2 separate regions of the Homo sapiens genome follow, and region 2 is linked to region 1. The links are chromatin contacts, found by Hi-C in ENCODE. All regions are on one chromosome and are shown on one strand. The core of a region is the stretch at or near the end of the contact, and the rest is flanking DNA. Distances in the headings are between cores, read along the strand shown.

Region 1 (3,099 bases), core at 423-2,922:
AGCATTGGGTATTTTTGCCATCTTAACAATTTTAAGTCTTCTAATTCATAAGCATTAGATGCCTTCCATTTATTTATAGCTTCTTGAATTACTTTCAGCAATGTTTTATTGTTTTAAGTGTACAATTCATTTATTATTTAAATTTATTCCTGCATATATTATTCCTTTGCTCTTATTCTAAAGAAAAGTATATTCTTAATTTTCTTTTCAGTTTGTTAATTACTGGTATATAGAAGCAACTGATTTGTGTGTATTGATGTTGTGCCCTGCAACTTTGCTGACTTTGTTTACTAACACTAGCAGTTTTCTCTTTTTGTGGATTTTTGGAATTTTTAATATAGAGAATCATGTTATCTGCCATTAGAAATAGTTTTACTTCTTCCTTTCCAATTTTAATGCTCCTTATTTTTTCTTGCCTACATCCTCTGTCTGGAACTTTTAGTACAATGTTGAACAGCAATATTGAAAGCAAACATCCTTGTCTTGTTCTTAATTTTAAAGAGAAAGGTTTCAGTCTTTCACCATTGACCATGGTATTAATCATCAGGTTTTCATAAATGTCCTTTAACATGTTGAGAAAGTTTCTCCCATTTCTAGTTTTTGAGTATTTTTCTCATGAAAGGTTTTGGATTGTGTCAAATTCTTTTTCTGCACTGGTTAAGATAATTATTTTTTCCTTTGTTCTATTAATATGGTGTATTACATTGATTGCTGTTATCTTATTGAATGACTCTGGCATTTCTGTGATAAATCCCATTTAGTTATAATGTATAATCCTTTTAATATGCTATTAAATTGAGTTTGCTAGTATTTCTTGAGGATTTCTTCATCTATAATCATAAGGGATTTTGGTCCATAATTTTCTTATTTCTAGTGATGTCTTTGTCTGGCTTTGGTATCAGGATAAGCTGGCCACATAGAATGAGTTAGAACATGTTCCCTCTTCCATTTTTTGGAAAAGTTTGAGAAGGATTGCTGTTAATTGCTTAAATGTTGAGTAGATTCACCAGTAAAACCATCTGGTCTTAGGCTTTTCTTTGTTGGGAAGTGTTTAATTACTGATATAATTTCTTGTTATATAAATCTGTTCAAATTTTGTTTCTTCATGAGTCAGTTTTGCTACCTTGTATGCTTCTAGAGAATTGTCAATTTCATCCATGTTTTGTAATTTGTTAGCATACAATAGTTCAAATATTCTCTTATGATCTTTTCGTGGTAGAAGGTCTATAGAAATGTCACCACTTTCATTTCTGATTTTAGTTAAGTGCAACTTCTATTTTTTTCTGATTTCAGTTAAGTGCAACTTCTGTTTTCTTCTGATTTCAATTAAGTGCAACTTCTGTTTTTTTCTTCGTCTTGCTAAAGATTTGACAATTTTGTTGATCTTTTCAAGGATCTAACTTTTAGTTTTATTAACTATATCTCTGATGGCTAATTTTATGTATCAGCTTGACTGGTCCCAGACATTTGGCCAAACATCATTCTGGGTGTTTTTGTAACAGTGTCTCTGGATGAGATTAACATTTGAATTAGTAGACTGAGTAATGCAGACTGTCCTTCCTCCCTAATGTGCTTGGGCTTCAACCAGTTAACTGAAAACCTCAACAGTACAAAAAAAACTAAATAAAAAGAAACCCTTCTGCTTGACTACCTTTAGCTGAAACATTGCTATTTTTCTGCCTTTAGACTCAAACTGAAACACTGGTTGTTTTTGAGTCTGAAGCCTGCCAGACTCAAAAAGCCATTGGACTGGAACTTATATTCTCAACTTTTTTGGTTCTCCAGATCTTGGATCTTTTCAGCCTCCATTATCAAGTGAACCAATTCTTTATAATAAATATCTTGATAGAGATAGATAGACAGATAGATAGATAGATAGATAGATAGATAGATAGATAGATAGATTAGATGGATGGACAGAGATATAGATATCTTCTTAGCTCTGTTTCACTGGAGAACACTAATACTAATGTTTCTTCTTGAGTCAGTTTTGCTACATTGTATGTTTCTAGAGACTTGTCAATTTTATCTCTGTTCTGTAATAGTTCGAATATTCTCTTATGATATTTTTGTTGTAGGTCTATAGAAATATCACCATTTTCGTTTAGTCAGGGGAATTAGTCAAGGTCCTCCAGGTTTACTCTGATGTTTTTCTATCCTCTATTTCATTTATCTCTGCTCTAATAATTATTATTTCCTTTTTTAATACAAGCCTTGGGCTTAGTTTGCTTATTGTTTTCTACTTTCTTAAAGTGCAAAATTGGATTATTGATTTGAGATCTTTATTTTTAATGTTGGCATTTACAGCTATAAGTCACCCTCTGAGCACTGCTTTTTCTGCATCCTGTAAGTTTGTGTATGTGTGTTTTTATTTTCATTCATGTTTAGGAATTTTGCAATTTACCAGAGTGATTTCTTCTTTGGTTTATTGGTATTAAAGAGTGTGTTATTTAATTTTATTTTTCACATATTTGTGGACTTTCCAGTATTTTTTGTTGTTGTTGTTATTGGTTTCTAACTTCATGTCATTGTGGTCAGAGAAGATCACTTACATGATTTCAGTCTTTTCAAATTAATTGAAAATTGTTTTTGTGGCCTACCGTATGGTCTATTCTGGAAACAGGCCCAGAAGAAATTGAGAAGAATGTGTATTCAGCTGTTGTGGAATGGAGTGTTCAAAATCTCTGTCAGGTCTAGTTGGTGTATGGTGCTATTCAAGTTCTCTATGTCCTTCTTGGTCTCCATTTCAGTGTTCTATCCATTACTGAAAGTGGGATATTTAAATCTCTAATAGTTACTGTAGAACTATCTATTTCTCCCTTGAAGTCCATCAGTGTTTGCTTCATATCTTTTGGCTCTGTTGTTTGTTGCCTATATGTTTATAAATGCTATGGCTTCTTAAAGAATAGACTCTTTTATTAATATTTAATGTCCTTCTTTCTCTCTTTTAATAGCTTTTGACTAAAAGATCATTTTGCCTGATATTAGTAGAGCCACCCTGGCTTTCTTTTGGTTACTACTTGCATGGAATATCTTTATCCATATTTTTGCTTTGAACCCACATTTATCTTTAGATCTAAAGTAATCTCTGGAATCGTG
Region 2 (3,099 bases), core at 297-2,796, 4.9 Mb before region 1:
AGACCCAGTGTGTGGGGATCGATGTTGTCTGCAAACAAATCAAAAGACTTGTGATATATAATTCTATGGGACATTGTCAGCCCATCTTTGGGACCTGCTCAACTGTGATTTGTGACAGATAATACTCAAATCCATTTTTTAAATCAACCGTCAACTCCAGTTTCATGAAAAGTGCTGTCCCCACAGATCCGTGAAGGGCGGTGGGAGGGGTGGTTTGCATGAGAGAGGAGCTCTGCTAAGGTGACTGGAAAGTGCTGCCTGAGACCTGTTCCCTGGAAGCACAGCTCTTTTTGGTTAAATACATAAACTACCATAAAAACCACAATTACAGTGACTACCATGGTGATAATTTCAATGCACTGAATTATATGAAAAAATAAAACAAACAAAACCTGGGACACAATTGAACAGCACAAGAAGTAGGAATGTGGCACAGTCTGTAATTTATGTTTATTGCCATGGGTTTCGACGGACCAAATGGCTCATGCCTGCCTGCACTGTAGCTGAGTCATGTTTGATATCTCAAAGTGGCAGTAAAAAAAATCTTTATGGCTCCCATGCTATTTTCATACCTTATTTATTCTGTTTTTTTCCCCTGTTTTTAAGTCATCTTTTGTATTTTCTTCTTGCTTATTAAGTTGGTTACTATGGAGATCATGACATCAGTCATCTTGACTAAGCTTAATGGTCTTGAGGCAACATTCAGACTAAAAGTTTTGATACTTAAAGTGGCTCAACCCTGGAGAATGAGAGCAGATTGAGAACTGAGGACTGTGGGCTTCAAGCTGCTTCTCTAATGGAACACAGAGGTGAAAGGCAGTCCCTGCCCACTCGACCAAGGCCACGTGGGGCAGCCCTTTGGGAGGACCGCGCCCCCGGCTAACCAGGTACTGCACTTTCCAAGGCCCATTTAATCCTCTGCCTCTGATGAACTCAAATGCCATTTTCCCTCTGGATTTGATGAGTGTGCAAATAAAGATAACCAAACTCAAATTGCTTTAGGAAAATTACTAAACTGTGGAAGGCTTTTAATCCATCTCAGTTTAATTTGAATGTAAAACCTCTCTAGGTTCTCGGTTGTTTTTCCTGATCTTTCACATCTTCCAGGAAGGCAAAACCCATTTTTTAAATAGTTTATTTTTTGTAGAGGTAGGGGTCTCACTGTGTTACTAGGCTGGTCTCAAACTCCTGGCTTCAAGTGATCCTCCTATTTCAGCCTCCCAAAGTGTGGGATGACAGGTATGAGCCACTGTGCCTGGCCCATATCCCATTTGTAAAACTAGAATTTATTAACGGGATGTAACAAGTGAAAGTTTTAATAAAAAGGCCTGAAAGTTAGGCTTATGACACTGTACTTTATTCTATATGCATCTACTGACCTCCAATCACTTCATAATGAATGGAATCACATTTTTATAATTCTTCCATGAGCCAGAGGGAGTCGGCCAGCCCCAGAGGGGCATTCGTGGTCTGTGTTTCATGTGTCTGTCGCTGCTGTCATCCTAGTGGGGTGTTGTTTTTGTACTAGCAGATGTGTTTCATTTCTGCCAATCCCTGCTGACTCATGACCCCTCCTGATGCTGCAGGCAACAGCCAGGGGACACCAGGCCTTTGGGCAGACCCAGCCCCAGAGAACAAATGCGTCAATTCTGTGCTGTTTTGTTTCCAGGCAGATAACGGGTTGCAAGAAGGTTTTTTGAGTCTGAAAAGCCTGACTGTTATGCATCAAAAGTCAAAGTTGATGCTTCCAATGACAGATGCAGAAGAACACATGGGGACAGCGAGCCCACTGTCTGAGGACCAGGAGGAGGAAAGCCAGAGGGGAAGAAGGAGAAATCAGTGCAGCGCAGCCCTCTCCTTCCTCTGGCTAAGGCCAGGAAAGTGGAAGGAAGGGGGCAGGATCCCTACAAAGATTTTGGAGAATACAGGAAGGAGACTGCCTCACAAGGGAGACTCTACTGCCACCTTGTCCTGGGAAGAGTCCAGTGGAGATGGCTGAGGGAACTTCCTGGATGAGGAAGGAAATGAGGCAGCAATGAGCTTCTGAAAGCCCAAAGCAAGGAAAGCGGAGAGGAAGAGAGCACGTAGCTCCAGGGAACACAAGGCCACACTCAGACTGGCCTCAAGGCTGTGAGGATGGGATTCTTCTGCAGCAAGCAGTGAGGGCTGCGGGGGCCTGGATGCCAGGACAAGGGGTGACTTTGCCTGAGGACAAAAGCTGATGTTCTGAACTCAGGATTCCTGTGAGGACAGGCACTACCCAAGCAGCAGGTACCTCCCCTCCCAGCCTCCTCCCCGCCTGCCACGATGCCATGACATTCCATGTCCATGAGCTCCTGAGAACTTGGATGTCTTTCCTACCTGCCTAAAAACATGAAAGAAGAAATCTCCCAAATGGACTCAATGTAAACATTAAATGATTAAATTTACCCAGAATTGATGGAGGTTACTTTTACTCCCATCAGGTGGAATAAAGGCTCAAAGCAGAGACTCAGCTCAATTAGAAAAAAATAGGAAAATAAAAGATGTATCCTTTTGCACACCTGGTTACTTGTCTTAAAAATCTGTATCTGACATAAAAAAGAGGGTTTGTTGTATATCTCTGTACTCTGTATGTTGCTTAGATAAAGCAACATATTGCCAAGAGAAATCATCTTTTTCAATTCAGGAATCACAAGTTTTCATTTTCAAATTCTAAAACTTTATGCTTTTTGATTAAAGAGATAGTAACTTTACCTTTGACTGAGCAATACCATTTCCAGGAATTTGTTCAAAGGAAATCAAAACAAATGTGCTGAAAAATAATAAGGGCAGATATGGTAGCACTGTTCATCGTGATAAAAATTGGGATAAAAACTTAACCAACATGAGGGAACTGGCCTACACACAGCAATGGTGAATCGTGGGCTCTGACATCACACTGTTTAGTCCCCAAACCGTGACTTAGCAGCTGTGTGGCCTCGGCATGAAGAAAATAGATGCTACATTCCAAAGGAGCCCCCTTATAAAAATGCCAAAGTCAGTGGCAAGCACCGATTAAATGCCTTTTAACTCCTAACTTATAATGAAGACATGAAAGGGTTAGATGAGTACATGCAG

Evidence for each region. A loop is a pair of places that touch in the nucleus more often than their neighbours do. Pooled maps may share reads with other maps.
Region 2: a loop to region 1 is called in a map with no recorded cell type, with 17 times the contacts of the local background. The contact joins two enhancer-like sites. A Hi-C loop is called at or near these places in 2 of 37 single-sample maps with no recorded cell type and 1 of 50 pooled maps.

The regions. Positions count from the first base shown.
Region 1 is chr20:15,316,289-15,319,387 of GRCh38, reverse strand. The region is part of intron 6 of MACROD2 (mono-ADP ribosylhydrolase 2); the gene reads right to left. Among named protein-coding and RNA genes, the nearest start is that of MACROD2-AS1, 390 kb to the right of the region's middle. Within about 2 kb of position 1,672, at least 2 of the 41 ENCODE cell types and tissues checked have a DNase peak (open chromatin) inside an H3K27ac peak, as active enhancers do.
Region 2 is chr20:20,209,006-20,212,104 of GRCh38, reverse strand. The region is part of intron 17 of CFAP61 (cilia and flagella associated protein 61); the gene reads right to left. Among named protein-coding and RNA genes, the nearest start is that of CFAP61-AS1, 57 kb to the left of the region's middle. Within about 2 kb of position 1,546, at least 4 of the 41 ENCODE cell types and tissues checked have a DNase peak (open chromatin) inside an H3K27ac peak, as active enhancers do.